4 separate regions of the Homo sapiens genome follow, and regions 2, 3 and 4 are each linked to region 1. Evidence: chromatin loops called from intact Hi-C (ENCODE). Cell type or tissue: heart left ventricle. All regions are shown on one strand. Each heading gives the region's core, and the rest is flanking DNA. Links, peaks and the distances in the headings are about the cores only. Region 1 overlaps LINC01393 (long intergenic non-protein coding RNA 1393). Region 2 overlaps LINC01392 (long intergenic non-protein coding RNA 1392). Region 3 overlaps MDFIC (MyoD family inhibitor domain containing). Region 4 overlaps MDFIC (MyoD family inhibitor domain containing).

Region 1 (8,458 bases), core at 141-8,140:
TTCCTCTCCATACTGTTAAACTCATCTCAGTTTTCTATTTTTCAGCATAATAAATCTTTTTGTTTGTCTCATCCCCAATTTATAAATTTACAAATGATACATGAACTTATGGAATATAAATGGCGCATGGCCATTGTTTGAAATATTAAAGAAATATTAAAATAGATGAACAGAGACAGAAATGCATATATGTGATATCCTTTCATATTTCTTGGTTTTCAATGAAATAGTCTTTCTTAAAAGTAAAGAGCTAATTTTGGTCTTCTCCAGAAAAAAATTTACCCACATCCCTAAAACCCTAAGAATTCCTTACGGTTCTTAGTTACGCTGTCCACTGTGATATATACTGCATAACATTAATTTCATGGAGTAGAAAAACCAACTTCAAAAATTCGCTAGTGTCTGGAATGACTTTGGTGAACACTGTGGGGAGAGAGCAATAACACTTTGTGAGCAGAAGTGCTACCGCGCACAGGTACCTCATTTACTTTGTTCTCATTTAAAGTTCTCATAAAATTACTTAATTCCATGTTGTTCCAAAATTGCCTTAATTGATTTTCAGACTGCAAGTGTCATCACTGGAATATACTTTCATTTTACTGCTTTGTCTCTGCTTTATTGTTTTGCTCAAAACTAGTCCATTGAGGATCTCTTGATACAAGGCATTTTCTTCTTAGCCATATTTTATTGAAATGTCAACTAGCACTACAGTTTTCCTTTCCCTGGATTTTTGAAACTCAGAGTAATCGTGGCTTTTACATGATACTTTAATAATGTTGCCAATCCCCTGATAAGTTGTTCACATCAGTTATTTAGCCCCAATACTTAAAGCTTGGGAATCACAATGATTCTTTTCACTTTCCGCTTCTGCAATTCTAAGCGTTATGAATATTAAGTTGTACTTGCCCCAAAGCAAAAGTATATTCACAAAGATATTTGCTGAGATCAGGACTCTCTGGGCCTCGTTTTTAAACATAGCATTAATAAGAAAACACCACAAAATACATGACATTTAAAAGTAAGAGAAACAGGAATTTAGAATTTTTCAGTAAAGTTAGAAAATATGTTTATTGATTAAAGTTATCCTTAGTAATGCAACAGAACATCCTACATGAAGCTGTTGTTAAATCCTACCTTTTAAGAAACAATTTATGGGAGTGAAAGAACTCTTGGATTTAGGCATTCTAATTACTACCCTTGAATTGCATTTGTATGAGCTCTCACAAATTTTAAACTTTTTAGACAGTAAAAATGTCAGAAACTGATTCTATGAAGTAAATTTTTATGTTTTCTTTTAATCATATAATAATATTACTTTTGAAGTAAACATCAACTTAACCATAAAAGCTACTTCGTCCTTTTGAGAGTCTGAGCTAATATTTGACGGTGATATATTAAAATGATATAAACATTACAAAAATATCCAGAAAAACAAGTTTCAATCCAGATGGAGTTTCTTGATCCTTGTTTCCTGAGAAAATATGTAAGATACATCATCCAGGAGGCTAAGGGACTGTTTCACTGTAATTAGGGCAGCTTTGAATTTTGCTTCGTTAAGCTAGTGTGCATTTTTACCTTATTCAACCTATAAAGAGAAAACTGGATGATATTTTGCAAATTCTTGTCTAGCCTTTGAAAGAAAGCAGGCTATTGATTTGGAAGTTTCCCCAGACATAGTTGCAGAGACTAAATGATCTCTAAATTTAAATTCCAAAGCGTGCACACGGTGCTGGACAGAGCAATTGCAGCCACAGAATCTTCCATGATCAAACCTTCTAAGGCAAATCAGGGTCATCTATTCTCAGGAAATTTTGACTCTATAAACCTCCCCTAATACAGGAGGTGGAATCTTAAAAAGGCCTTTTTAACAGGAGTGTCTCCCTCAGCCATCAGATTTTTTTTTTTTAGTTTCTTATACTCAGTAGAAAGAAATCTTTGGAGGAATTGTGCTACTGTTAAGCTTGGGTCTCACCTCAAATCCAAAAGAAGTTCAAAGAACCTGTAAATTAGGAGAAACAAAAAGAGAATGGGAAAAAGAAAAACAAACCCCAGCTAATGAAATTATTTGCCTCCAGGTCAACAACAGTAGAAACAAAGGCAAAGACAATGCTCACACCTTGTATAAAAGAAATAAGCAACACGGACATTTAAGTAAGGCAATTAAAACATAAATTAGGTCCAATAATTTCATTTCAGAGTTTTAGAAATGTCATGTTATGTAAACTGCATTCAACCCTTGAGCGTGATATTTAAGGCCCTCAATAATTTGGCAACAAACTATTTTTCCAGCCTTATAACAAATTGCCTCATAAAATGTTCCATCCAAATACCTCTATTGCCAGCAATAATCATAATATATCCCAGGAATCTGGAATACCTGATATAACCAATAATACTTTTAACTTAAAAATTTGTGCATTTTATTTTAATAGAAAAAATACTTTTACTTATTTCCCATCAAAGTAAATCCACGCTCCAGGAAATGTGCTAGGTAAACTCTTTATAGGTCAACCTATTTTCTAGTACATTGTCCTATGTACCAGAAAATATTAGTATTCTAGTATGAGTAGCTGGGAAGTGAAAATACCTAAAGCCTTGAGTTCTAGTCCTGCCCTGCTATTAACTAGTTATGTGATGCTGGCTAGGACTCTTGTATCTTTTCCTGTATCTCCATCTGAAAGACGAAGTCAGATTAGACAAGTGGATTTCACATTTTTTTTTTCTTTTTGGCTTCTGACACCAGTATGTATAACAGATAAAGTGAAGCTTTTCTGGTAGAAGAAGCCAAAGTGGTCATGCAGGCAGTTCTGGGCTGCATGGCTTCAAATCACAGGGCGAAATCGTGTGCAGTCTTCCGGACCTTCTCTTTTGATCACGGTAGTAATATTTTCCCTTACTTTCACTCACTCTTGAATGATTTGCAGCCTCCCTGAAAGTACTACAGTTTCCCTCGTCTCCGTGCTTGTTGACAATCTTGCCTTTGGGCTGAGCTTGTTCTGCACACAATGCTGTCCCATCTGCTATTAAAATTTTGTCCACCTCCCAATGGCTGCTTAAATGATACTGTTTCCTGGAAAACTTCCTCTGTTAGAAGAAACTTTCCAAACTCATGAAAGACTTTGTGCTTTTTATATGTTACTGTTTTGATTAGTTATTTGTATACATGTTTTCTAACTTGCTAGATGGTACACTCCTATAGCAATAGAATCATGTTTTACTTATTCAGAGCAGAAAATAACAAATTGCTCTTGTCAATTATTGTATCTAACATAAATTGATCCTGAAGACTAGAGGAAAGCAATTTGCAGTTGATGTAAGTGTTTTAGTGCAGGGTAGGGTCTGGAATGAGTCAAGCCTTTCATAGTAAATAAAGGCTAATCTTGATGAGACTTGCTCTAGGGCCATTTCTGGGCCAGATGGATTTTTGAGCCAAAAAGCAAAAGAGATGTCTCTAGGTAGATGCAACCTTATGTCAGGACACATGGCTAGAGGAACAAAGTGTGGGCTGGAGTTCAGCCTCTGTGTGTTCCTTCATTTGGGCATTTGTGCAGAGCACTGCCTTTCCAACTTGCACAACTACATGTGTTGGTCTGGCTTGTTTCCTATGTACCTAGTGAGAAATTTTACTCATAGAGAAAGTGAATTTCAATGAATACCTACTCTTCCACTACTCAGTAGCCAACTCTCTATTTCAGAAGACCCTCTCAGAGCTTCGAGTCAGAGCTTGAGTTTCTCAAGTGTTGGGATAGGGACTTGCTACAGCCTTCAATTGCAGGGAAGAAAAGGGAATCTGACACTAAATGTGGGGCAAAGGTGAAGAGGAGACTATGTAAAGGATTGAGGCCAGTAGTGAGGAGGGAGGGAGCCAGGAGAGGGTATATCAGTCTTTTCTAGAAGGCCCTTGTCGTTAGCCAGAGAGGCCAAAAATAACTCCCACACTTGGCCACTCTGGTGAATTTTGCTCTACCCTGCTATAAAAGAACTTCGTATTCTCATTTGACCCAGCCATCCCATTACTGGGTATATACCCAAAGGATTATAAATCATGCTGTTACAAAGACACATGCACACGTATGTTTATTGCAGCACTATTCACAATAGCAAACACCTGGAACCAACCCAAATGTCCAATAATGATAGACTGGATTAAGAAAATGTGGCACATGTACACCATGGAATACTATGCAGCCATAAAAAATGATGAGTTCATGTCCTTTGTAGGGACATGGATGAAGCTGGAAACCATCATTCTCAGCAAACTGTCACAAGGACAAAAAACCAAACATCTCATGTTCTCACTCATGGGTGGGAATTGAACAATGAGAACACCTGGACACAGGAAGGGGGACATCACACACCGGGGCCTGTTGTGGGGTGGGGGGTGGGGGAGGGATAGCATTAGGAGATATACCTAATGTAAATGACGAGTTAATGGGTGCAGCACACCAACATGGCACATGTATACATATGTAACAAACCTGCACATTGTGCACATGTACCCTAGAACTTAAAGTATAATAATAAAAATTAAATAAATAAATAAATAAAAAATAAAGAACTTCGTATTCTTCAACTAGACCAGTGTTTGGTTCTGGAAACTTGGTGAAGCAGTGATGGGTATGACAATGTCCTGTTAGAAACAAGATGAGCATGACATATTCTCACTCCCATGAGAACTTGGCTGAGTAACTGTTGGTTATCTGTAGACTGGCTAGCCCAAAGACCAAAAGTAGCACAGATGACCCCATTTGACAGAAAGGCCAAATTTTATCTTCATTGTCTTTTGTCAAAGGTAAGAATAGAGACTCCTCACACTACGTGGTTCGATACACTTTCTTCAATAAAATAATGAGCCTGGGTAAATTAACTATCTACTCATTCTTAGTGTTTATAAATTACAACATAACTAAACTCTGACTTCATCCAGGAGTGAGTAGATAACTTTAAACTTAAACTGAATATTTTATTTTAGAATGTAAAGTTTTCTCAAGATATGTGTCTAGTCTAGGTTAATAGCCCCACCATCTGCTCAGTCACTCTAGACAGAAACTTTCTCTTTGATATTTACCCTTCCTCTCTCTCCCACTTTAATCCTTGGTTTAAATTCTTTAAAATCTCTTCACAACCTAGAAGAGAGATTCTCAACCTGGGGTTTACCTATTTTAGAGTTAGTTGATCACTGTTTAAAAAACAAACAAACAAACAAACAATGAAATTTCCATGGTCCTATGTATTCATCAGGGTTCTTCAGAGAAACAGACCCAACTGGATATATACAGGCATGAAGGGATTTATTATGGGAATTGACTCACATGATTATGGAGGCTGAGAAGCCCCACCGTATGCTGTCTGCAAGCTGAAGAACCGGAAAAACCAGAGGTTAATTCAGTCTGAATCTAAAAGCCTGGGAGAATCAGGGCAGCCAAAAGTACAGCTCTCAGTCTAAGGCCAAGGGCCTGAGAGCCTGGGGCCACTGGTGCAAGCCCCAGAGTCTGAAGGCCTGAGAACCTGGAGTTCTGATGTCTGAGGGCAGGAGAAGATGCACATCCCACCTTTGAACAGAGAGAGAATTCGTCTTTCCTCTGCCTTTTTGTTTCATGAGGGCCCTCAACAGATGGAATGATGGTCACTCATACTGGTGAAAGCTGATCTTTCTTACTTTGGTCCACTGACATAAGTGCTAATCTCTTCAAGAAACATCGTCAAAGACATCTCAAGAAATAATTCTTTTCCAGCTATTTGGGTATTCCTTAACCCAGTCAAGTGGGCACTTGAAATTAATCCTCAAACCCCACTGTCTAAGCACACTGAATCAGAATTTCTGGAGTGATGGATCAGGAATCTAAGGGTCACTTCTTACTCTTCCATCTCGTCTTCCTCCCCTCTTCTAACCCTATCCCTCTTCACATCCTAGGTTCCAGTCTTGGAAGCCTTAGTTCTCTGCTTATAATATCTATCAGCTTTTCTCTTTGTCATGTTCTTGATGAACTCCTGCTCATCATTCAAACTTAGCAAAAATATTGTTGAGAGATTATTATACACTCACTCCTCACATTTCCATAGTAAAGAAAGGGAGCATCCTCTGCACCTACCAGGAGGAGGCAATATTGATTAAGAACATTTTTAATCCCTCCTGTTCCATAAGGAAAATAGATCGACACACGGCCATGAACAAGACTGTCCTAGCCTTTATGGAAATGTTTAGTTTAGTTTAGGATCTATTTGTCTGGTGTATGCATGGTTTCTGCTACTCTTTATGGCTTCGCACACACAAAAATCATGTCTGGGTCAGGATCAAGGGCCTGCCTTTGCAAAGCAAATCTAGAAGGCTGTCTTTCTATATCCCAGTTCTCTGAGTTCCATGAGGGCAAGCATGGAAAAGCATGTGTCACAGACCAGGTTGGTATCACTTTGCAAATCCTATTTTACCTATTGGGTGGAAGCCAAGGTCAAATATTGGGAAAGTGGAGTAGGAAGGCTAATTTTGGCCACAGTTCTAAGCCATGATACAAACTTTATTTAGCAAATTGGTTATTAATTTGATCTCTTTCTGACTTCCTCCACTCATGGAGTGTGTTACTTACCATTTAATAATAATGCTATAAATGAATGACTGGTATTGGATGAATTTACTGGATGAATAAATAAATGACAGGTGTTGATCGCTTCCAATATTTCAGGGTAGCTTGAGAGAAAACACTTAGAGGGAGCTTTTCTGATTTTCCAGCTGAATTTTCTAAAAATCATAAGCAATCCATTAATAATACTAATCTGATAGAATTGAATAAAGAAATCATTTTCTCATGCTCCCTGTTTCCTTTCCTCTTAGCATGGACCCAGCAAGCAGTTTCTTCCATAATCAAAGGACCTTAGCTACTTGATAAACTGTCTCCAGCTAGCTTGCTTTACTAGAGCTTACCAGATGCTGGGTTTGCCGATTTCTTTAAATGCTACAGTTACATATATATCAATAACTTTCCTATAGTTCCAAATAAATCACCCACATTTATCACAAAACAATTACTTTCAGTAAGAACTTGGGACTGCCAAATAGAAACAAATTTTTAAAAACCTCAGTACATCAAAAATAAAGCAGACAAATCTATTTTATGATAACATAGGAATAGCACTTATTTATCCTTGACAATAGAGAATTTAAAGCAGAACCATTATGCAGCTTTGCTGTTCCCTTTTATAAACGATAAACATTCAACAAGACTTTATGGTCTTTACTGTGTTTTGAGCATGATTGCAGACTTTCAGCTAAAAGATAATCAGAACCTAAATTTGAAGTTGAGCTGTAAACCATGATACCATTGGAACATTTCCTCTGACCCACTCCAGATAACATTCCAACATCGTGAATCACCTTGGCAGTGTTTTGACTGTTGCCTTTCTCAATTGCATTCCCAGCAGAAAATGCTTTTATTTGACCAATTCAATCTTTTCAACTTTCACTTACCAACAATAGCTGATTGCTGTTGTCAAAAAAACCATGTCATAATAACAATGCACTAAACTCTTAACCTGCATGTTAGCTGCATATGAAGAGCTGTTGGAATTGAAGCAATCCTGCTGTGGATATAAGGGTTGGAAACATCATCTTGTTAGCTCTCCTTTCTCTTTCAGAAATTAATATTATCTGTTACATTTTTAGCTGAGGCATCATCTTGGGAGGGGGTTAGCTGCAAAAGTAGTAATCTACATTTTCACCAATATTTAACTATTGGTAGAGAATTTTAGACTTCACAGATTAAGAGTCTTTGTGAAATGATGAAACAAACTTTTATGTGCTTTTGAAGACACATGGAACGTAATTTCTATTCTTAGCAACAGTATTAATTATTATGATAGGAATTGCATTTTAGTACCTAATTTTCTGGGCACTGTCTTGGGTGCATTATCTAATCTGATTCTCATAACAACTCTGTCAAATAGGAATTATTATTTACAGATGATAAAATAATTCTGTGGAAAAAAAATTCTCCTTTTCATACAGCCAATAAGTGTAAAGATTACAGATTAAAAGATTAAATACTGTGTTTGAATTACTACCCTTTGCCTGAACACTTTCCATAGCTATTTTTTCCTCTAAACATTTCTGGCATCAGGACTTAGATCACTCTTCCCTGTACTGAAATGCAGTAAGACTTCCAGGATTTGGAGCGAGAAAAACCTCAAGGACTAGTGTATGAATGACCAAAAAGAATACTTTAGGAAAAATGGTTAGTTACTTCTGGATTTACTGAGCTTGGCATGAGATACCCTCTCCTAGTGCTAGTTACTCTCAAGATGCATCCCAATTTTCCATTTGGAAAACATAGCTTCCATAATAATAGCCCTAGCATACTCAATGAATTTGTTGAACAGAAGTGCATCCATTTTTAGCAGAGGTACTTCAGCAGATATTTTGGGGTATGTTTTGTGGGGGCTATTTGTAGTTCCATACGTTATGCTG
Region 2 (8,458 bases), core at 186-8,185, 130 kb after region 1:
GTGAGAAAAGACTGGGATGGGGCTACCAATTAAGGGCTGCTACAGCAGCTCCGGTGTAAAAGAAAATTAACTCCCTAAACAATGATAGTGCCAAAGGGAATAAAATGAAGGAAAACAAAAAAATATGAGAAGACTGACAAGTTTACCAGACAAGATAATGGGTGTGTTTTTGGAAACATTCAGTTTCAGAGGACAATGCCCACAATGTGGTTGCAAATACAGGTGCAAAAGAGACTGGAGCTTGAAATATAGATTTGGGATTCATTAGGAATTATGACATTGGGAGACATGGGTATAGATAAATGCACAGTGGGAGAATGGGGTGGGGATAAATGCAGAGTCAAAAGTCGGGTGAAAGAATGGAATCTATCAGAAGAGGGAGAAAAGAAAGACAGCCATGGGAAAGAAGCATCCGAAATCCAGTGAAAGAAAATGTTTAAAGAAGGAATAAGTGGTTAACCATCTTACATGCAACAGAGAATAGTCGTAGGATGAGGACCATAAAATTTGGTAGTTAGAATTCCAATTAGCCTAAAATCTTTTTTGTTGTTGTGGCTTCAATTCTGTAGGCTGAATGCAGTTTGCTGAATTGTGGCCCTGAAGGATGTCCATGTCCTAATTCCTGGTACCTATGAATGCCACTTTATATGGCAAGGATTTTGCAGATGTGATCAAGTTAAGGATCTTAAGATGAAAGTAGCCGAGATTATCCAGGTGGGCCAAATAATGTTATCACAGTGTCCCTACAAGAGGGAAGCAGAGAGAGATACGGCTAAAGAAGACGTCAGTGTTAGGATTGAAGCTGTGCTAAGCTGCTGGCTTAGAAGGGGGTTCAGGAAGGGACCATGAGCTGATGAATGCAATGCATGCAGCTCTAGAAGCTGGAAAAAGAAAGAAATGACTTCACTCAGTGCCTCTGGAGGGACAGTTGACCCTGTTTCTCACATATACTGCTTTTCCTCACTGCAGCTTAAAGCCAACCAAAGTTGAGGGGCAATGGGAAATCTTAATATTAACCTGCATTGGGCTTTTTAATATCTAGGATATGAAATTACGTTAGTATGTAGGAGTGCCCAGTGTGCCTGAGATTTCACAAAAGAATAGCAGATGAGATAGCTAGCGGTGAAAAAGAACACACTGATTGCATCCAGATACTCCTGAATCCCGCTTATTCAATACGGTACTTATGCTACAAATAATGTAATTATGGCTCACCAAGAGTAGAAAATCTTCAAAAAGTTTAAAGACAAACAGAGGTGGATGGTGGAAAATGATTAAGTAAATGATATTCTCATTTACTTAATCTCAGGATCAATAGTGACATAGTTTGGATATGTGTGGTGGCCCAAATCTCATGTTGAATTGTAATCCCCAATGTTGGAGGCAGGTAGTTGGATCACGAGGTTATATCTCTCTTGAATGGTTTAGCATCATCCCCTTGGTGCTGTTCTCATGAGATCTCATTGTTGAAAAGTGCATGGCACCTCCTGGCTCCCTCTCTCACTCTTGCTCTGGTCATGTAATGTGTCTGCTCCCCCTTTTGCCTTCTACCATGATTGTAAGTTTCCTGAGGCCTCCCCAGGAGCCAAGAAGAGGCCAACACCATGCTTGCTGTACAGCCTGCAGAAGTGTGAGCCAATTAAACCTGTTTTCTTTATAAATTACCCAGTCTCAGGTATTTCTTTATAGCAATGTGAGAATAGCCTAATAAAAATAGTTTAATAGAATGCCATTTGTAAAAAGTGGATAATTAGATATAATTCTTTAAAAAGCTACATATGAGATGACTGTTAAGTAAAATGCAAAATATAAGACCATACATAGCAGGAATCACAAATTCAAATGTCCACCAGAGGTTTCAGATTAAAAACAGAGTCTGATAGCCTTGGTAGACTAGAGAAGACATAACCTCTGAAGAGAATGGCTTTAACCAGTCATTGACAGGAGGAGTTGGTGACACTCAGCCCTCACTAGATTTTGCAGTTCTCAACAGAAGGAAAAACAAATAATTCTGAATCTGTATGTGAAATCTTCTAAGTTTGATAAATTATAGGCAACTGTATTAGTTTGCTATTGCTGCTATAAAAAAAATCCACACATTTAACAACTGATAACAACACAAATGTATTCTCTTAACAGTTCTAGAGGTCAGAAGTCTAAAATGGGTATGCAGGATTACTCCTTCCAGAGGATCCAGGGAAGAACCCATTTGCTTGTCCTTGCCATATTCCAAAGGCTACCTACATCCTTTGGATCATGGCTCCCTTCTTGTATATTCAAAGCCAGCAGGGTAACTTCTTCAAAGTTTTCTCCATCCCTCTGCCTCTGTTTTCACATCTCTTTCTGTCTGACTCTGACTCCTCCAGCATCTCATCTCTCATAAAGACTGTTCTGATTACATCAGACCCACCGTGATAATCCAGGATGATCTTCCCATCTCAAAATCCTTAATCATATCTGCAAAATCCCTATTGCCATATAAGGCAACATTTGCAGGTGTTGGCAATTAGGATATAGACATATTTGGGGGCCATATATCATCACAACAACCAATTCCCAAATTGCAGTATGTTAGTCAACATGAAAAAGCTAATTAAATATGTCAATGAGGCAAACTCTTCTTGCAGGCTGACAGTTTGCCATTTTTGGAACTTTTCCTTGGGTTCTTTACCTTTTTTACTCCTCTCACTTCTTGCAGCACATCTTATATAATAAAGGGTTTCACACTTGGGAATAGCATGTGCTGTGAAGTGAAAAATGTGATAGTGAAGTTTAATATAATTCTATGGCCGGGTGCAGTGGCTCATGCTTGTAATGCCAGCACTTTGGGAGGCTGAGGTGAGTGGATCACGAGGTCAGGAGTTCAAGACCAGCCTGGCCAAGTGAAATCCCGTCTCTACTAAAAATTCAATAATTAGCTGGCTGTGGTGGCCAGCACCTGTAATTCCAGCTACTCGGGAGGCTGAGGCAGGAGAATCGCTTGAACCCAGGAGACAGAGGCTGCGGTGAGCTGAGATCGTGCCACTGCTCTCCAGCCTGGGCGACAGAGCTAGACTCCATCTAAAATACATATATGTGTATGTGTAAAACACATATATATATATGTGTTTGTGTGTGTGTATATATATATGCATATTTGTATATATATAAACGCATATTTGTGTGTGTGTGTGTATGTGTGTGTATATATAGTATATATATATATATATATATATATATATATATATATATATATATATATATATAAAATTCTGTGAGCCAAGGATTGTGGGGGCAACACTCTTAAAAAATGCACTTTTATTTTTATTTCAGTTAAGGACTTTTAAAATGCATTTTAATTAAGTATATTTTGAATTGTTTGCATATGATTTTCTAAGTCATTTGTCTACAATATAATTTGTAGTTCTTACCTAACATAGATATCAGTCAAAATAGATGTTAATGATTTTAAGTTGTAGAAATATTATGATTTATCAAAGTCTATCACATTGGCAAATCCAAAATATTTATAAAAGCAACATAACAACATATAGCACATTTTATCTCAATCATCCTATTAATGTTTTGTCGGGTCTTTTTGGTATTGCAGAAAATAATAAAAACATTTCTGACAACAAAATCATCATCCAGGGCAAGGCTGATGGTCCTAAAAATAATGCATGTGTAACTTGTGTCTTAGAAGCAAGTTTTTTCTGAAACAAAAGAAAAACCTTTTGTTCTCTAGTTAATTACTTCATTATGTTGTAGGTCCAGAATTCTTTCTGAAGAAACCAACCCATTTTAAGGGAAATCACAAAATATTACAGATTATACCATTCAAAACCATTCAAAAATATGGAAGATGTTGACGTTACATAATAAAGCATCTGTGTTAATGTGAAAGAATTTAAGCTTAGGCAACCAGTGCTTCAGTAATGTTTTGATTTCTGTCCACATAAAAATCCTCTTTTGTTTGTAAATAAAGAAGGGGAAATATTTCACTGTGGCATGTTCATCTATTACCTGAAAAATCAGTGGGGTCCTGCAGTTAATCACAGCATTTTCTAATGGGATTTAAAGTTAGAGCTGTCCTCAGTTTTCTTGTGTGCAGATATAAAACATTTGCTCACCAAAACCAGCTCATTTTCTTAGCTTTGTATTTTGCTTCTAGTGTGGGCTAGCTCAGCACTCAAAGATACAGATTTCCTACTATTTTGTATTTCCAGAAATGCCTGTCTTCCATACGGGTGTACAACTTTTAACAGTAATAATTTGAGATGGAAGGGGATTCAAAAGCAAAATCTGCTTTTGAGTCTGCTTGCAAGATACTCAGGGAAATATAATCTCCATTTATTAAATTTGACTGCACTATCATACATAAAGTGGTGGGAGGGAAAAATCTCTTGAAGCTAACTTGATAGCTGAGACTACTCCAGCTTTCTCCTTTGTAATGCCTGTGGTTGTCTCTTCTGAGAAGTGTGATTCAAAGCCATTTTGAGTACCTCACATTCCTTAGCAGAACCTTCTGTGCAAGGCCAGCTACTTCAGAACTAGGTGACTTGCTGCAAAAGAATTAAAAAAAAAATACTAGGATCCTCCTGAGATGACAATTTCGGGAACTACTCTTATGCAGCAGGGAAATTCAGGGCCACACACTTAAGAAAATGAACTATTCCTTGAAACCTGGCCATTTAGCTCTTGAGAAGAGGTTACACATTTTCATCTACTCTTAGCATGGCCAATGATGTTGTGAATGCTCTGAAACTATGCTTTTGTTTTGGAGAATTCTCTCAAAGAAAGCTCCTTTTTTTTCTTCCTAAACACACGTGCAGACACACAACTTACACACATAGTTTTTGTAAATGGCAGCAACACTTCTTATATATTCCCAGAGTGGAAGGAGTACTATTAAACAAAAGTGTCCCTATGTTGAATATACCTGGAACTTTTGAGTAGGGATCATAACTTCTAATCGAGAAGGAAAATAGGACAGTAAACATGTTAAAGGTGCACATACACTGTTGTTATGTAATTGCTGGTTAAAACATGTGATGCTGCATGAAGATAACTATCCTTAGGAAACTTCTGAAAATATATTAAACTACAAGGGGATTTGATTTAATCAATCACTGGAAATGAAATATGAAAAGATTTTAACTTTTTGCCTATCATATTTAATTCTAATCCAACCCTAAAAAGGAAGCACCCTCTGCTGGATTATGTAAGATATAACTGTGACCCAAAAGTAAAAAAGAGTGAGTCTAGCTATAATCAGAGAAAGGGATTACTACTGTATATTCACATGTATCAGGGTATTCACTGCCTGACCTAGATCCAAGACAGCCTTTTTGGAGATTTAAAAAATATCGCATTTATTTTTGATATTTTAGTATGAAGATTTAATATTGGTGACTAGAATGTGTTTGAAGACCTAAAAAGTCTAGAGAAGCTCATCTTAGCCCAGGTTACTTAAAACAATACGTGAAGTATACATTCTAATATATAGTCCAGTGATTAAATATGTCAAACTCAAATTACTCAATGGTTAGAGATTTTAAAAGTTTCAAGCTAATCTTGCAATTTTTCTGAATGTGGTAGTAAAATGCTAAGTATTTTTCTGTTTTTTTTCCTTAAAAATATTAAGTGAATATACTACCAATTTATATTAGAAAATAATATCCATTTACTTAAATTACTAAGCAAATATTCCATTTTTTTCTCTGTAATATCACTCATTAAGGTATTCCATTTGATATTTTTCCAGTTTACTTGCTTGTTAATTAGCATTTACTAGCAGTCGATGATATCTGGAAGTGTATGGCACCTTAAATCTTGTTGAATGAGTGAATAACTCAGACTCATAGACACAGACATATATCTCCAAAACTTATACTCAAGCTAAAGTTCTGGAAACAAGCAAAACCTGTTCTATGTCTTTGCAGATTCTAATTTAAGCAGAATTTGTTGTTGTCTGGTTGAGTCAGATCATCCTTAGCATAACACAGAGAAGCTACTCTGTGCTGATTATTATCAATTTATTGAAGATTTTAAATGCTATAATCTAGAATTTTTTCTGTAGTTAGAATGATTAGGATTCTTGAAAAAAAAAAGACTTCTAGCTTGATAAGCTTGTTATAGTACTTTTGAAGCATATCCTTCAGTTTCTGTCATTTTTTTCTTTGTAAAAAAATGAAATAATCATTCATCTTTACAATACAGGTTACAATTCCTTATGCATTTATGAAAAAAGTAGGCACAACAATATTTAAGTCAACCTTTGGCTGATTCAAAGTGGGTAGCAGAATAAAATTAGAATACAGGTCTCCCTCATTATTTATCTAGGAATCTATTGTAGAAGACTTGAAGTTATTTGAAGTAAGGACTATGTGTGACTTTTTGTCACTGATAGAAAGAAAGGATCCTAGGAAAGTAGCTAGAATATTATAAGCACTAAACAATCATTTGTATCAAATCTAGAATCTAAAGTTAATTCGCCTATCTGAAGCATAGGACAATTTTGTTCTTTTTTATAATTGTTACCAGCATACTGAGATTATTCTGGGACCTTGCTCTCCATTGAGATCTCTTTCTCTTTCTCTCTCTCTGTTACAAGGTGAAATACATACATCTGCATGCTCATGACACATTAGTGGGCTGGACAACAGAATCAGTGCAGTAATGGAGACCAATGGGCTGGAATTCCAGTTCTACCCATGCTTATTATCAAACCTATTACTCTTCTGAGCTTCACTTCATTCATCTGTAAAACTGGGTTAGTATATTATTTAGGGCCACTGTGAGCATCAGAAATAATGCACACAGAGTGCTTGAAAACTTAGGAAGTGCTCAATTAAGATTAACTTATTATCATTACTTATCCAGCATCATTTCTTCCATTGCCTGGTGATTCCTCTAAGTTCCCCCATACTAGTTCACAGCTCTAAGCCAATAAGCATATTTCTTTCTCTTTGTTTATCCTACTACTCTCCATAAATCTGGAAACCTCCTAGTTATCCTTCAATATCCCATTGAAGAATATACCTTGCAATGCTTTTTCTGGCTCTTGCAAGCAGAGTTATTGCTGCTTCCTTTCTGCCAATATAATTCCTCATGATTTTATTGTAGTTTTTTTCATAGTGTATTGCAGTTACTTTACCTGATGTCTATTATGTAGTAGGTACTAATAATGTACCTATTTTGAATTTTGAATAAATAAAAGAAACAGAACTCTGGTTAATAAATATTGATTACATATTATTATGTACCACACGTTATCAATACTAAAGTGCAGAAAAGAATACAAAGAAGAGTAAGAAAAGATCTCAACGGGAAACCCAAAAATGAAAACATGAAAGAAAAGAATGAGCAGTGAGCAATACAAAGGAGTATAGTATACAATAAATTCCACCAGAGTAATACAGACAGTAAGAACTATACAAGACAGCTGGAGTATAAAGAAAGGGCTGCATTAACAAGATATTGTTGAGGTGGAACTGCGAAGACATGTTAAGTTTTAGATGTGAGAGTGTGTGAGGATGACAGCACTGGTAACTGGAACAATAGAAAAATATTCAATATAGAAAACATTAATGATAAAAACTAACAAAACCTGTTCTAAACAGCCTACAAAAACTAAATCCTTTAATCTTTACAACAGCCCTGTGAGGTGGATTCTAGTATCACAATTTTGCATATGCAGAAATGGATTTCCCAGGTCATGCAATTTGCTTCCAAGGACACTCAACTAGTGGCAGATTCAGGATTTAAGTGGAGGTGGTCCACCCCCAGAGGCTAAACCCTAACCACTATGCTACACTACCATATATGTAAGTCTATCATGAGTTTGAGAGGTATTTGTATTGAATAGGATGACACTGATAGAAAGAATTATTCTTAGAATGCAGTGATTGGACAGCTGACTGTCTCCATATGTGTCTGTCCCTCTGTTAACATCAGTAAAATGCCTTATTCAGCCAACTTGGAGACTGAATGAGGCACTTGAAGGAGAATGCTCTGGGCCTGGCAAGCTGGTGCCACAAAAGACACGATGCTCTTCTCTACACACTTGGAAAAAAGGGGACCCACTACTGCCCGTAAGACAACTGGATGGCATATGGCTCAAGCTGCATTGAAGAGAGTTTCCTCTTTCAAGGGTTGTGTCTCATGTTCACCAGCAAGCTTTCAATTTGGTAACAATATAAAGGAAGGCTTCAATATGCTGGCCTGCAAAGTGCTCCCTGACCTGAGCCCAGAAGCACCCTGAGATGTTTATAAGCCTCAAACTCTACTAGATTTGTACTTGAAGGGTTGGGATTTATAAGTGATATCCAAATGCCATTTGTAAAACAAATAAGGAAAGAAAATATGAATTGTACATAGCTTAACCTAGTATTAGTTTAGCTTTTGAATTTTTAGACATAATATGCAATGTTTGCCATTTAATTATTAGAGCTCATATGTAACTATTCAAGCTAAGTTA
Region 3 (8,000 bases), core at 1-8,000, 110 kb before region 1:
TGGGTTCTGTCCCAGTGGATTTGTTACTGAAGGATTATCTGTTAAGAAGATTCCCCTTGTTTGGGGACCTTCATAGCCATCTCTGAGAAGGGGTTCAGGGAGGATTCCCTTGCAGGGGCCTTAGCAGTTCTTTCTTTGTTGGCAACAAGGACTTGGATTCAGATTCCCTTAGGGTGGAACAGTCATAAGCATTTATTTGCTAGGCTGGGGATGTTTCTAGCAATACAGTTTCTTTATTATTTTTGTTGATTGCTTATCTATCTTATTTTTTTGTAGGTGGCAGTAGAGGATTTCATTTTCTGGTCACTGGCTCCAAATTTGTGTCAAATAATGATCTTTGACTCTGGTCCCTTGCTTTACCACTTTCGTTTTTGGGCTCTGGGCTATCCATATCGCCTTTTGTATCAATTTAATAGCTTCCTGTCACTAGCTGTACTTCTGCAAGTGGTGAGGCTTGACCTGGGTTGCTGCGCCTTCCCCAGGATTTACTCCTTGTGAATGAATGATCTGAATGACTTAAAGGCAGTGAGTGGGGAAGGCACTTGGATGAGCCTGGAGTTTCAGTCTTCAATAGTTCAATCTCCTCCCTAATATTTCCAGCACTTTAGTCAGCATACTAAACTCAAACAAGTAACTTGGCTGCTGAAATTCAGCTAACATGTATATGATTATCATGACTTTAGTGGTCTCAGATCCCTGGCTACCAAGGCTGTTCCTTAGTTTGTACATGTGTGAATTGCATAAAGGCAAGTGGGGGCTGAACTTCAGTTCTTCCTCTACTCACCAGCGCTTGAACCACAGCAAGCATGACTTTTTGAAATGTGTCTCTACAGAGGAGAGGACCTTTTTGAGTTTACACAATAAGAAATTTATTTGCACATTGCTGGCTATGGCTGTATCACCTGTAGGTAAAAAAACAGCTTTTAATAAAGCTGTCTACTTTTTCTAGTTGGCTTTTACTTCAACTAGTTAGAATGAAGTGTATTGTTTTGTTGTAGGAACTTCTGAAGGCCATAAAAAGTCTAACATACAAATATATGGACAGTTTTCTGCAGAGTACCATGAAGATCCAGTCTTAGTATACACATTTCAAGAACTGATGAGCTGCTCTTTAATATTAACTGCTGATTTTTCAGGTTAGGATGGAGTGATCTCATTGTTCCCATTCTTGCCTTTACTTACCTAACTTCACATTTCAACAATCTACTTCTGATACAGGTGTTTATATTAGGTCGGAATTCTTGGTTTCAAACTTTTTTATATATATCCTTGTTTTATCAGAGAGCCTGAATCACACAGAGGGGAGTAAAGGGATCCAAAAGCAGGGCTGGGTCTGGGACCTCTATCAGAAAAGCGTTCTGCATCTATCTAAGTTTGTCAATATATTCATTGAATTGAAACCTGAGAGTGCTGTATGCTTCTTAATGGGAGGTCTTCTTGCATACTTTGTGACCTGTATTGCTTGCTTTTGTGCTTTTATCCTCAAATGAATGACAAATTTGGCTTTACATCAGGCTAGCTTTTGTACATCATAATTTCTTGTTAATTTCTCTGGATAATAAGCATTAGAGAAAAGCTATACTTGGATAAAATATAGTGGATTTTTTTTTCTTCATTGGTTTACTATCTGGGGATGTTTTAGTAATACATGCAGATCTTAAAAGAAAATGCTGATTATTTTCTTTAAAACTCTTATATTTGGATTTACTTTTCTATCACATCATAGTTTTTCTGAAAAGTGAAAGAAAATGTTTGTATATTAACTTGAAAATGTTTATTTGCAAAAAGGCTTTGGGCTGATTTACAGAAAAAAAAAGTTAATAACACAGAATAAAAAAACAAAAGACAAATAGTAATTCAGGAATAAATGGGGAAAAATTATGTAGAGGAGGATAAGGAAATGGAAAAACAAGGGTTAGAGGCTGGGAAGCTAGGCCTCCCCGTACATAGGAGGATCTGTCATTTCTCTCATTTGCATATGAAGTCCTAATGTGGGGGAGGGAGGGAATGTTTAGGGTAAGGGGTGAAGTAACTTTTGTAAGACCACAGAAATGGGAAATACTGACTCTAGCATTCAAACCCCGGTTTGTCTTGTTCAAAATCTACAGGCTTACCACTATTTATTTTTGCCAATATCTTGTTTGAGGAAAGCTGTTAGCAGTTACACATACATTACTCCTGATACAAAGGTGATCAACTCATCCCAGATTGCCGGGGACCGACCTGGTTTAAAACTAAAAATTCTTCATCCCAGGAAGCCCCACCCCACTCTACCACCCCCTTAGACCTGAGTAAACTGGGATTGTTGGGTCACCCATCTGATATCCTCCTAGTCATGATTAGGATGGAAATTTGAGGAAATTTTACATAATGGTCTTCAAATGGCAAAGTAAGGTGGGATGGATACTTTTTCTGCAAAACTACATGATATCATTATTATACCTCATTAATAATTAGACCCTGCATTGTAAAGATTGTCAACTTTCTTTTTCTCTCTTTTTTTTCTTTCTTTCTTGAGACAGGATCTCCGTCTGTCACTCAGGCTGGAGTGCAGTGGCCTGATCATGGTTCACTATAACCTTGCCCTCCTGGGCTCAAGCCATCCTCCCACTGTAGCCTCCCGTGTACAGGCATGTGCCATCACACCTGGTTAATTTTTTATTTTTTGTAGAAACAGAGTTTCACTATGTTGCTCTGGCTGGTCTCAAACTCCTGGGCTCAAGTGATCCTCCGACCTCAGCCTCTCAAAGTGCTAGGCTCTGCACCTGGCTCAGATTGTCTACTTTCTAAGGTCCACTGTAGCTGTGGATTTAGTAGCATTCTTTCTACTACTATTAAGAGATTGTTTATATGTTATTAATAGATTGTTTATATTTTTAGCCGATCATCATTTAAACATTTCCTTCTTGTGAAATTTGGCATATTTTAAGTCATTTGGGCTAAAGGCAGTTTATGTATCGTGTGTGTGTGTATATATATATATATATATATGAATATATGTGTATATATGTGTATATTCACAGTACATAGTTGTTAATAGGCCTTGATAGAAGCTATTAATGTTTTATAGAGTCTCAGCATTAATTCTATAGTTTAAATAGGATAAAAGTTAATTCCCTATGGAACAGTAGGAAATGAGCATTCCAGGTCAGTGAGAGGCTCCCCTCCCTGCTGCCATACAGATTCCTTTTGTTTGGTCTCTGGAACATCTCTTAAGATATTTCACTCAGCTGTGGTCAAAACTGGTTTGCTGCCAACTGCAAAAAACAAAGTATAGAGAGGGCACACCCGGGTTTTAAGGCCCAATCCTAAAAGTGGCAGAAATAATTCCTGCTCTCATTCCTTTAGAGAGAACGTAGATACATACCTGAACCTAACTGCAAGGGAAAGCTGAGAAATGGGACTAGCCACGTACTCAGGACAATTGGGAAAATTAATTTGGAGAAGAATCTCTTACTCCAGGCATTATTTAAATCTAAGTACTCTCTAAATGTTCTTAATGAAATGCAGAAAAATTATTGCCTCTCTAAACACAACTTCTAAAGTTTTATCCTTTCTTTGGGGATGGGGGTAGTTGTACTTCCTGTTGTCATCTGGAGATTTATTTTGCAATCATTAAAACCGAACTAATGTTAAAAATTCTGTAAGATGTGATATAATCATAAAACAATTGCCTCCTTTGCGAGTTCCCAGCCAGGTAGTTACAGAATTTGACTGGGATCCTTAAATTGATCAATGTTCCAAAAAATGTCAGAATTCCAAAATGTATTTCAGTATGTTAAATATATACATCAAATAAAATAAAGATGGAAAATATGATGTCATAAAAGAGTCCAGAAGCTCAAGAGGCAAATAAAAAAAAGATTAGAAGGCCCTTGCCAGGGAACTAAAGAAACAGATACAGAAAGTGCCAGAAGCTTCTAGACTATGTCAGTATTGGGATATAGGGTCCATGTAGGGTCTCCATATTGAGGAAGATTTGGATCAAGTTGATGAAAAGAGTTGGGTATTAGGATGTTTATTTTAGTTGATTTTAGCCTAAATTCACATTATATAGCAATAAAAATGTAAGATAGTTTTTATCATGTTAGTTCATATTGAAATAACTTTTCATCTTCCTTTTAAAGCTGTTGTATATATGCAAATAATTGCATATATATGCATATTATATATATATATATCTTCTACTATCTGTGTGTATATTTGTCCCATTGTGACCATGGAGTAGCAAAGTCCTGGGCACCAGTAAAAGCTTTGTTGCCATCCCTGGGAAAAGTCATTTAGATTTACACCAAGTCATTTTCCCCCTCCATATTCTACATTGATCATTTTGTTACTGACAATTTTACATCCTGAGCATTTAATTTTGATTTTTTTATGTGTACAACAACCATTTAAACTGAATAGCATGAGAATTCTTTTGTAATTTTATTAAATCTGACTTGTGTAAAGTGACCAGTGGCTGAAGATGATTTGCACATGCTAATAGATTATACACTATAGCAAAATGTTGCTTTATATTGCTACTCCAGCAGCTGTGGTTTCAAGTATAGTTATTACTAGCTACAATATCACCAGTTTTTTAAAAAAATTGTCAAAAGAAGTTCATGCTATTGACTCATTTACTCCCATATTTATTATTCTTATTGAAAATCGCTAGACCTAATTCTATTGGTTTCCTTCCTGATTGAAAACATTTGAACCTAGAAAGTGCAGTATTTCTTAAGTCATTTGTAACTATTCATCATGGATATTAAAATTACAATCATGCTGTATTGTGTCAGCAATGTTTTTTTTTTTTAATCTTTACACATATGCTAAGCCGGTGACCAATGCTATCCAGGTTTGAAGATGCTGAATGTTCTTATAAGTGGTATTTGAAATTTTGATGTGTATTGCATTCATTACTGAATATCAAGAATACTTTTTTTTTGCTAGTATTATGGAGTAAATTTAAAATGGGGTCTTTTGTAGAAGCACCTATCCTGTTTAGAATGATATAACAGATGCTGAATGTTCACATATCAAACAAAATGCCAGCTTTCTTTAGAAAAGAGGTGTCAAAAAGTTTCTTTGTACCTTTAACGCATGTGATTATGTAGTACAAAATGCAGAGTTTGTAAAATTTCGTGAACATACAGGCAAAAAAATGAATAATTCAAAACAACTCATAAGTTCTACATTCTATTGTCCCTTTATAACGCAGGCAGAAGATAGCAGTGCACTCCCAATAGAGCTGAATTTGCACAAGTTACACCTCTGAAAAATGCCAGATGGTCTATGGTCTACTTTTGAGAGCTGTCACATATGTAAAGATTTGAAAAAAGAAAGACAGCTGAATGAGAGCAGTGGATCATTAAAGGGAGAGTGAGGGTCCCTAGGCATCACTTGTGTTTTAAGAAGCATTGTGTCGTTTCCATATTAGCATGCTTTTTTTTTTTTTAAAGCCATACACAACTTTGACACAATAAGGAAGGAAATCTGTTTAAAGCCAAGTTGTTGTGGTTTAATCCGTCAGGTGTTTTTGTTCTTCATTTGAAAATAAAATCATGTTTCCTACTTGGTTTTAACTCTAATTTTACCATAAGATTCAAGTCATACCCATAAATAATTAACAATAAAGTTAAATTTAATTTCTGTTGAGATAGCTAATGTATTTAAGGCTTATCCAGTTTTGATTTGACTTACGTAATACACACATCTGGCAAAATCATTCAACTAATAAATATTTTAATGTTAAAAAAACTAGAGTAAAGGGATAATACTTGGTTATCTGATCATAATCCAAACTATAGTGAAAATAATTAGGTGACAGTGAAACAAAAATAATGTACTATTATTTATCTGCCAACAGAAATGGATATCATTTTAAAGATTGAAATGTAGATAAACCATTAAGGATGCGTGAGAATATCACTCCAGCCATACCTAGTAATTTGCAAATAGTCAATTTTGATAGCAGAAAAAGGTCAAATATGTCAGTTTTAGAATTTGGTAGCCAGGATACAAGTGTCTTTTACCACTCTTATTTTTATTTACTAAAAATATTTATTACATAGTAATTCTAAATTTATTTTGAATTATGAAATATGACAAGACATTTTTGATTGACAAGGAGTCTCCCCAGCTTTGGTCAATGACATTTCAACTCAATCAAGCTCTCAGATTGCTTGAATTATTCTTTCCAGAGGAAAAAGTGGCTTTCCAGAGGAAAAACCAAATTAGGTTTAACTGTCTTTTTTGGCATCTTTTTAAATATGTATGCATAACTAGCTTTATGTTCAATAGCGGTCATTAGAATGTCATTCTAGTTGATACAAGAAGTTACAGAAGCAGCAAATTCATCTCTAAATCAAACCATTGCACACCCGTAGAAATAGATCTCCTTTTACAGAGGCTTTGTAGATTTTAGTTATGAAAAGGGCATATATAACTGCTAAACAGATGTTTACTTTTAGACTATTATTCCTCTTTATCACTAAAGAACTGAAAAACGGTAACAGGATGTTCTATATTAGTTTTTATAAATCAGATATTAATGCTAATAGACTTGGTGTGAAAGTGTACATTTAAGTAAAAAATCCATCATTTTTCTTAAAATATGCTAATAAATGAGTAGAATATTTTGATATGTTAAGATGTTTTTCTTCACAATACATAGGATGTATGAACAAGAACTGAAGTAAACAATGGCTTACTAAAGACTTACTCAGATGCAAACTGTCTTTTTTTTTTCTGAAAAATGCTTCAAGTCTTACGTAGTCACCAAAGATAATAAGTCCTCTTTAGCACATTTATCAACCCCACGTATAACTGTTACAACCTTAAATGTAATACTTTTCCAAGTGGAAGAGTTCTTCATAGTCTTATGTAATTTACATTTCATAATTGCTTATAATCGCGAACAGAAAAAAAGACTAATTAAAACAGTAAGTTTTAGATTTTGAAATTCCAGGAAAGTATAGCACAGTAAAATTTTCACAATGAATGTTTTTTGTTGTTGCTGGTGATTTTGCTGAAAAGCTGTGATATATAGCTTTGCTTAAAATGTATATAATGAAGATAATGATGATTTTAATACTTAATCGATGTAAACAGATAACTTTTGGGGGGCATCAAGGCTTTTAGCTGCAAATATCTTGGCTAATTTAAATAGAAAATAAATTTATTAGCAGCACATAGATGCTCCCAGAGTTATACAGACAAGGATCATGTCCATCCATTCAGTAGGGCTGTTCTGTTGAAAACCCCACTGCTGTAGCACTGGGCCACTGTTTTGCTAGGAGGTGAGGGACACCATAAGTTGTCCCTCACTGCTAAAATCAACAAATACCTCTTCACTCCCTGTGTTGAGAGGCTCCACCACCCTGGTGTGGCTAACAGCTTGCATTGATCACTTCCAAATGCAAGCCATACTTCTCTTCTGGCAGAACTTAGGTCACATCCTTGTCCTCTAGCTCCAGAGTAGCCTAGGGATGTCGTAGAGGAATTTACCTAACTCCATGAGTGTGACCAGAATGCTGGACAACACAACACAACAGGTGAATATTCACATTTGTTTTATGATTCATTGTCTAAAAAATCATATTTGTTTGTGCTTATGCTATTAAAACAGTCTCCTCTATTTACACTTTAAATAAAAAGTTTTGTTTTTTATATATAGGCATTTAATACATTTGGAATTTACATGTACTAATTATATTAAGTATACTATACCCAAATATTAATTGTATAAATATTAACATTTATATAATTAATTATATTTTATTTATATATTTTATATATCACATAAATATTATATATGTATTATATAATAATTACATAATCAACATAATTATATTAGATTATATTGATATAACCATTAATATTTATATTAATATTATTATATTAATTGGTATAATAAAATAATTATGCATATTATTTATATTGTACCCAAATATGTAGGTGTGTGCATGTCTACCTTATATTAATATATGAGTCCCATATTTGGGGCTCAATAA
Region 4 (8,458 bases), core at 1-8,000, 69 kb before region 1:
AAGGCTAAAAACAGATAGATGAACAAAACAAATCAGCAGAAAGTTTTGGATTTGTAACTGACCTTCCTCCAAGGAACATCAACCCAGTGTTAGAAGTGACCCACTCCTGTAGCAGCAGCATAGCTTGCTGACTGAGAGCATGGTCTCAGGAGGTTAACTGCCTGGGTCCTGATCCTGTTTCTGCTACTCACTCCCTCTATGACCTTGGGAAAATTTCCTAAATTTTCTGTGAATGAGTCTCTGCATTGGTAAAATAGGCATAATACCGGTATGACTTCTTAGGAGTATTATTAGAATAAAATTAATCAATATTTATAAAGACCTTACAAGAGAGTTTAGTACAAAGTAATTTTCTAATTTTTTTCAAAAATGAAAAATTGATGAAAACGTCTCTACTTTTAAGATAATATGTTTCTCAATTTTGAAAACAGCAAATAAATACTTTCCCTGCATTGAAGCTAGAGCTCCCATTCTAGTAAAGCAACCACTTACACCAATTAGTTATAGAAAACAGGTTTTGTTGAGGAAGATAAGTTAGCAAAGGAGTGTTGGATCTATTTAGACCTAAGAACTTAAAAAAAATTCTTTGTCTACTAAAAATAAAATGATATTTTAACAGGCAAATTAATTTGTAAATCTTATTTACTAAAGTAGGAGTTATGAGAGATTCATTTCTTGGCTTAAGGCTTTTAAAATCTTAATGACATGTGTCATTGTAGTCTAAGATCTGGAAGAAATATTAATTCTCAAATGAATATATCCTATGGGAGGCAACTAGTGGTTTAGTTTGGAATGTCACTCCCATCTCTCTTCATCCTCAGGGCTATTGATCTCACACCAGTCACATCCAATCTCTCTCTCCTAATTGCTTATTGGTTTCTTCCGCCTTTCTGTCATCAGCATAGCTGAGTTCCTTGGTTTGAATCAGACACTAAAACTTTTTTATTTCATTCTGCTATCAAATCTTATTAACACCTCTTCTTCTTTTTGCTAATTATCAGATTTTTCTATCTGTCACTTAACTTCCTCAGCCATGTAATCCCATATCCAGTGTTATCAAACAAGATTTAATTTGGCTTTCCCTTCCTCACCTTAAACTCTCTGAGTTCAAAAGTTAACTTATCTCCCTTTTGTTAGTTTATTTTAATTAAGACAAGTCACATTCTGAGAGAAGACAATCATTTAACAAAGGACCAGTATCTCGAATATCTGAAAAACCTTTACAAATTAATAAGAAAAAGGAGGCAACCCAATATAAAAGTTAGGGAAAAACATGAACATGCTGAACACTCATTTCAAAGAAGAGAAAACATGAATGGCCAATGAACATGAAAAAATGTCCAAACCTATTAGGAAACAAGGAAAGGCAAAATAAAACCACCATGAGACGCCATTTCACACACAACTTGCACATGTTAAATTGTGACAGTTTCAAAGATTGGTGAGAATGTGGAGTAATGAGCACTCTCATACTTGGTTTGTGGGAGTAAATTTTGGAGCAACAATCTTGGGAACAAATTTGGCATTATCTAATAAGATTAAAGATGAGCAAGCCTGTGACCCAACCATCCTACTGCTGGTTACTTAGCATGTATGTTAGGAGACTTGGATAAGATTGTTTCAAACTGCAATGTTAAGAACAGCGATGTTAGGAGCACCAAAAACACTGATGATGACCAAAATATCCATAAATAGTAGAATGAGGCTGGGCACAATGGCTCAGACCTGTAATCCCAGCACTTCGGGAGGCCAAGGCAGGTGGGTCACCTGAGGTCAGGAGTCCGAGACCAGCTTGTCCAACAAGGTAAAACCTCATCTCTACTAAAAATACAAAAAATTAACCAGGCATGGTGGCCGGCACCTGTAGTCCCAGCTACTGGGGAGGCTGAGGCAGGAAAATCGCTTGAACCCAGGAGGCGGAGGTTGCAATGAGCCAAGATCGCGCCACTGCACTCCAGCCTGGGTGACAGAGTAAGACTCTGTCTCAAAAAAGAAAAATAAAAAATAGTAGAATGGATACATCAATCATTGTATGTTAATTCAATGGAATACTAAGCACCTGGAAAATGAGTGAACTACAGCTACACGAATCAACATAGATAAATCTCAAATACAGGATGTTGAGCCGAAGATGCTACTCACAGCAATTTGCGGAGTATAGTTTCCATTCTGATATATTTTTTAGGGGTGTGTACACATGTACTGCTGTGAAAAATACAATAAAAAACAAGGGAAAGATCATTTAATATTTAATACTTAAGACAGTGGTTACTTCTATGGAGAGGAAGATGGATTCAGGAAAGGACTAAAGGAGGCTTCAAAAATATTGTAACCGTCTATTTCTAAGGCTGGAACGAGACATTCTTTCCCCTTTAAAATGGATAGATCCATTATATATAGTTCTATGTCTGATAAATTTTACGACTAGTATATAAATAATTTACATAATCAATAACTACTCTTAGGCTTTTAAAAATATTCAGTTAAAGGTTCTTCAATGTCAGGTGGGTTTTTGTAGAGTCCCTCTCTCAATCTTGATATTTAAGCATTGCATAGTGGAATAGAAAGTTAAGGTTTCAGTGAGGTATTGTTGGAATTAGATAATATGGATATTCACTTGAAGGTACATTGAATAAAACTGGCTTGCTGCCAGTTAAACACTATCTTCTAAGTAATAATGAAGCTGGCTGTTTATAACATTACAAATATTTTACAAATCATGACGATAATGTAATTCTGGAAAAACTCAACTGAAGAGAGTCATATAAGACAGATGCTGAGATGAAAGTATGGAAACAGTGTTGATAGAGGGAAACCACGGACACTGTCTAGAAATCCAGAACGTTGTAAGGTCATGGGCCTTTATTCATGTAGGTGGATTTTAGAGATCCCCTGAAATGATTGGTTACTACCAGAAATCAATATTAGGGGAAGACGGAGAGACCTGAAAACTCTCACAACTCTGTTTTTGTTTTTGTTTTTCCAGTCGCTGCATGGACCATCATATGTAAAAGTGGGCTTGGCACTAAAAAGAAAGGAAAGAACAGTGTGTCCTTCTACAAACACAACTCTGGAATTTCCCTTTTGAGTACTCTCTGACCCTTCCTCCTTTTCACCATCTGCCAAGTGGAGTGTATGACTTTGTGTTTCCACATTTTCTCCTTTCATCCTCTGAATTCTCTACAAAGTTAGAGACTGCAGAGAAACAGAGGGGTGTTCAAGGAGTTAGGGAGTTTAGGATGGGATGCTTAGGGATAGGCCTGCAGAGTTAAGAGACTGCCGTAGGTACCCTGGTGTTTGTTTTTCTTTACCTGAAGCATTTGTAGCCAAGGAAGTTATAGTAGAGGGATTCTGTCAATTCACATCTACTTGCAGTTATATGGCATTCTATAGAGAAGCGCATGATTTTTTATTATAGCATGGCTGCCAAGCAACAAGCTGGTTTTCTTTCCTACATCTTTGGTTTTCAGTTTGCTGACACTCCATCGAAGGCACTTAATTTTAATGCCAAATACAGAAACACAAAGGACATGTGACAATGGTAAGAGGGTGGGGTTGTTGTGTCTTATCGCTATTGTAGGTTGTGGAATCTTCTTATTAAAACTTACATTATACAAAGTACAAAAACAAAAAAACAAGGAACCCACACAAAACAACCCAGAATTAATTCTGGTAAAAATTCACAACTATTTCTGATATGAGGCAAATGTTTTATAACATTGGTTTTAAATGATGTTATTACATGTGTTAAAGTTATCTAGAAATAGAAATTTCCTTCCATTACCCCTCTCACTTGCCCCAGAATTATAAAGGAATGGACATTAGAACATTAGAATCTAAATTTATTAAATTATAATTTGTTTGATTTCTCAATTTTTTAAATCAGTTTTTGAAGTTTAATGAACATTGTTGTTTAGAGAGGCATTACATTATTAGAGATGTGTCAGGAGATAACAGAGATGTTAAAGTTCTTTGCCACCAAAGGAAGTGGGAAAGCAATGTTACTGTGTCATTATTCACATTTGCTAAGGTACAAATTCCTTTGTTAGAAGTAGGCAGAAGAACCGTTCTAGAAATGATAGTTGGACCCAACCAGAGAGTCTCACTGTTTTTATTTAATATTTGTGAAATAAAAAGACTAAAACCATGAAATTGAATCATTTGTATTGGAAAGTGAAGTCTTAATGGATTCTGGTTTAACTATTGAATTAATTTTTCAATAATATATAAAACATTTCTTATTTAAGTTTGTTCTTTTCCAATTTTAGAGCAGGTGGGTGGAGCAATTGAAGGAAATTTCTATTTCTGAAGGACTTTAATAACTATAATGCAGTTGTTTTAGCCCAGTGTTATAAAGAGCAATAGGATATAGAAAGATGAGTAAGAAGGATAGAGAAGTGGTATCTAGGACCAAGGGTCATTGCACAGTTTGTGAGAGTAATAATCTAATACATGTGAACACATGTGCGTACACACAATACTTTTTTTTTTTCGAACTAAGTATCTACTTCTAAAGATCACTCATCTAGAGTTTAACTTAAGCTCCTTTTTGAGCTTCCAGCTCACAAAGCAAACTTCATTTGGGTTGTGGATTACTTAACTATTTTGCTCAATTCTTATTGAGTCAATTGATAACACGTATTTTGTGTTCCTCCTTTTTCTCACTATATGGTCTCCTCATCACTGAAAATGAAGATTGTTGTGTCCACTGTATCCTGGCTTGCTTGTTCTGCGAATTCCTGACCCTTTGCAACATTGTCCTGGGACAAGCGTCATGTGGCATCTGCACCTCAGAAGCCTGCTGCTGTTGCTGTGGTGACGAGATGGGGGATGATTGTAACTGCCCTTGTGATATGGACTGTGGCATCATGGATGCCTGTTGTGAATCATCAGACTGCTTGGAAATCTGTATGGAATGCTGTGGAATTTGTTTTCCTTCATAAATATTTATCTTTTGTTTGTGTTAAAACTGGAGAGTGTTTAAAAATTTCCTTTTGGGGGGAAGAAAAGCACATTGTAAGATTCTCATGAAACAACATGGAATTTGCACTGTTAACTCATTATTGTAAGTAATCTCTGAAAGCCTTTTTACTTTAACCAAATCTACATGGTTTAATATGTGAAATTTTAACTACTTTAACTAGTTTTATAAATTTCTTAATATGTTACAATAACTTAGGGACATTTTGACACCCCCCTTCCCAAATGTTAAATGCCTTCTCCTTTTTACCGATATTTCTGTTTCTTTTAACCGTTCTCAGGAGCACTTTGCTCCAAATATATTATTTTTCAGTGTGTATTTAAACGAGGCAGTTTATTTTGATATGTATCTATTCATGATTGAAAGGAAGCAGTCTTGGCCAGGCACGGTGGCTTACACCTGTAACCCTGGCATTTTGGGAGGCCAAGGTGGGCAGATTGCCTGAGCTCAGGAGTTCGAGACCAGCCAGGGCAACATGGTGAAACCCCATCTCTACTAAAATACAAAAAGTTAGCTGGGCTTGGCGGTGTGCGCCTGTAGTCCCAGCTACTCAGGAGGCTGAGGCAGGAGAATTGCTTGAACCCGAGAGGCGGAAGTTGCAGTGAGCCGAGATTGTGCCACTGAACTCCAACCTGCACTCCAGCCTGGGCAACAGAGCGAGACTCCATCTCTAAATAAATAAATAAATAAATAAATAAATAAATAAATAAATAAACAAACCAGTCTTTATTTTAAAAGAAACTTTAGGAAACAAACCCACATAATAGTTGGGAACCAGTGTTGATCTCTCTCCCTTACCTTCTCCACTTGTTCAACAGACTCTGAATGCCGACTGTGTGGACTCTCTTCCTCAGACTGTGGGGACAGATACAATTCCACTCCTGTCCACAGGAACATGAGATTTAGCAGACTAAGGAGATCTGTAAAGAATGAACCATACCACAAGGCATACTGAAGTGAGGATTATAAGAGAAATAAACTCAAAATGCTGTTGGAATATGCAGAGAATTGCTACCAGAATATTCAGTAAGGTTTCAGGGAGAATGTGGCATTTGAGGACTCTCTTAGAATGAGTGATTCACCTGCTATTTAAATGAATTATTTAGATTTTTGACAAAGATTTAGGTGGACACCCTAAACTGTGTGTGCCTTTAACCAGTTAAAAGAACAGTGCCTTCAGCATACTTTTTTATTAGTTGTAGGAATACAGCTTTTTGAAAAAGCTATAAAGTTTAAATTAACTAAAAATATGCATTTTCTTACACATAATTTAAATGTTATCATACTTTTTTGATGAAAACATAATGCCTTAGTAAAATAGCTCTATTTAATAAAGAAGATTGAGTACTCTGACACATTTCATTTAAATTAGGAAATTTTTAATATTAAAATCCCAGTGTTCTGAGTTATTGAAAGGCTTTCTTTTATTTTGAGAGCTTTAGGTCTTTTTGGGATGAGAACATTTTAGTTGTTTAGTTTGTTTCTTAAGCAGTGCTATTTTTTGTAAACACAGATAAATGGAAACCATTCTTTTCAATGCAGAAGAAATCTAGATATCCCCTACTGTGACCAAATTTCTGTATTACGATTTTATGTTAAATTAAACTAATATGGCAGGTTATAATGATCCTTAAGTGTAAAGAAATCAGTCAATTACAAGAGTAATTGTATAGTTATTGAGACCTATAGTGTGTGGCTTAGATGAAAGGGAGAGTAAATTTTCATACCATGCTCTCTCCTACTCAGTTTGATCTCTCTAAAATTGTAGTTTGGTTTGATTTAATATAATTCTTAGTAGAAATTTTGAAAGTATGCTTTGGGATTAATAATTATTTTTAATTTTTCTGGCTGAATATCAAATTGATAGTAACAACAGAAGCATAATTTTAGGAAGGCTTTCGCAAACCTAGCCTTTTAAGAGAGGTTTTTAACCTGAAGCATGAGAATATATCACCTGTGGTTTTTCCTTTGAGATGAAACGTAGTTTCTAGTTATATCATTACTTAAAGGGCTTAAAAAGAAAAAACTTAGCAAACTTTTGAATCTTTCTTTTATTGCTATTTACACATACATACACACATACAAAACCTTTAAATTTTGGGATCTGAATATAATTCTGGTAAACAGCTGTCTTCATTTTTCTCCTCTAAAGAACTTAATTCATTTGTTACATAAAATATAAGGAAATCTTTATACTATTTTACAGTAACCACAATCTAAATATTTACATATACCCAAAATTAACTTATGCTCATATATTAGGATGTGAGAATATCATCTGTTTATGGACACATGAAACCTCCTAATGACCTGGAATTGTTAGAATATTTGACTTTTTATATGCAAAGTTTTTCAACCAAGTGGTTTGTCTAATATTTAAACATGTACTGGCACAATTTGTGATGAAAATATTAGCACATTTGCAATAATGTTTCTCCATAACAGAGAATGTTAATGGATACCAGAATTTTATTTTTGTATTTATGTTCATAGTACTTTTCCTCTTGTCTACTCCAGACAGTTATTCCATAAAGCATTTGTATAATTAAAAGGAAAACAGAAAAAGGAAAAGTAGGCAAATGTGAAAATAGTTTCAATATATCTTATGATTTCTTAATGTAAAATGTTTTGTTGAAGTATATGGCTATCATGACTAAGTGCTAGAATTTATAGTTACAGGCGGTGTCCTTTTAAATGTGGAAAGGCTTTTAAAATATTTTAAAACTGGACCTGTATTATCCTGAATACACTATTTTGAAAATTTTTAAAAATGACTTCTTTATTTTGCTTTACCGTATGTTTATATCTAATTGACATATTGACTAATGTTTGAAAGAATTCAACCATAAGTTAAAATCTGAAGGTTATCTTTATCATGTTTCATCCCTGTCTGAAGATTTCCTAGTCTTCTTATGTAAATCACATGACTCATGTCCGTAAATGAACTATGAAAGATATCGATCAGTTTATGATCATTGACATGTGATTTCAAAACACAGTGTTCTTTTAAAAATCTATAATATGTCAAAATACAAGTTTTTTTTTTTTACATCGTTTTAGTAAGTTAATTTCATTTATTTACTTTGGAGCTATATTTCCACTTAGAAAAACTAAGGTAATTTTACAATATATGCTGAGATTAAAAACCAAGGTAAAAATGATCAAACATATATGAAATTGAGTCTTAGATTTAATGAATTTCACTCGAAAATAAATGATCAGAAGAATTTTCATCTAAGGCATAGAGTGGCGAAATTTTTGTAAATGCTCGCAGTTAGCATCTAACTAAAACAATACAGTATGACTTTATTTAGGAGAAGGCTTTTTATTTAGAAAATTATTTTTTCATTTTTACAGTGTATCAACTGTATCCATTTTCCTCACCTGGATAGTCAATGTTATCTGAGCAGTTCAAGGAGTAACCAAGGCAACCTTATGTAATAACTTTCCATTCTTTATCCATACAAACTCTTTCAG

Evidence for each region. Hi-C counts contacts between places; a loop is a spot of excess contacts. Peaks named below come from ENCODE experiments on the same cell type or tissue, not always from the same donor. Only the 100,000 strongest peaks of a DNase experiment are listed, where the experiment ranks them.
Region 2: it touches region 1 in a loop (2.3-fold over the local background); 5 of 110 quality-filtered maps call a loop at or near these places.
Region 3: a loop joins it to region 1, with 2.8 times the contacts of the local background. A loop is called at or near these places in 4 of 110 quality-filtered maps.
Region 4: it touches region 1 in a loop (1.9-fold over the local background); 4 of 110 quality-filtered maps call a loop at or near these places.

What each region holds. Positions count from the first base shown.
Region 1 is chr7:115,080,243-115,088,700 of GRCh38, forward strand. All of the region lies in intron 1 of LINC01393 (long intergenic non-protein coding RNA 1393), which reads left to right. Among named protein-coding and RNA genes, the nearest start is that of LINC01393, 5.5 kb to the left of the region's middle. In heart left ventricle, for the core only: no CTCF peak of the experiment used is centred there; no DNase peak of the experiment used is centred there; H3K27ac peaks cover 1,348 bases.
Region 2 is chr7:115,212,370-115,220,827 of GRCh38, forward strand. All of the region lies in intron 1 of LINC01392 (long intergenic non-protein coding RNA 1392), which reads right to left. Among named protein-coding and RNA genes, the nearest start is that of LINC01392, 15 kb to the right of the region's middle. RefSeq lists an enhancer at 4,190-4,746. In heart left ventricle, for the core only: a CTCF peak has its summit at 5,184 (motif pointing left); no DNase peak of the experiment used is centred there.
Region 3 is chr7:114,970,132-114,978,131 of GRCh38, forward strand. All of the region lies in intron 3 of MDFIC (MyoD family inhibitor domain containing), which reads left to right. Among named protein-coding and RNA genes, the nearest start is that of MDFIC, 52 kb to the left of the region's middle. In heart left ventricle, for the core only: no CTCF peak of the experiment used is centred there; no DNase peak of the experiment used is centred there.
Region 4 is chr7:115,010,993-115,019,450 of GRCh38, forward strand. MDFIC (MyoD family inhibitor domain containing) reads left to right here. Exons shown (of 5, transcript NM_001166345.3): 5 at 4,696-8,458. The coding sequence ends at 4,943. Among named protein-coding and RNA genes, the nearest start is that of LINC01393, 64 kb to the right of the region's middle. In heart left ventricle, for the core only: no CTCF peak of the experiment used is centred there; no DNase peak of the experiment used is centred there.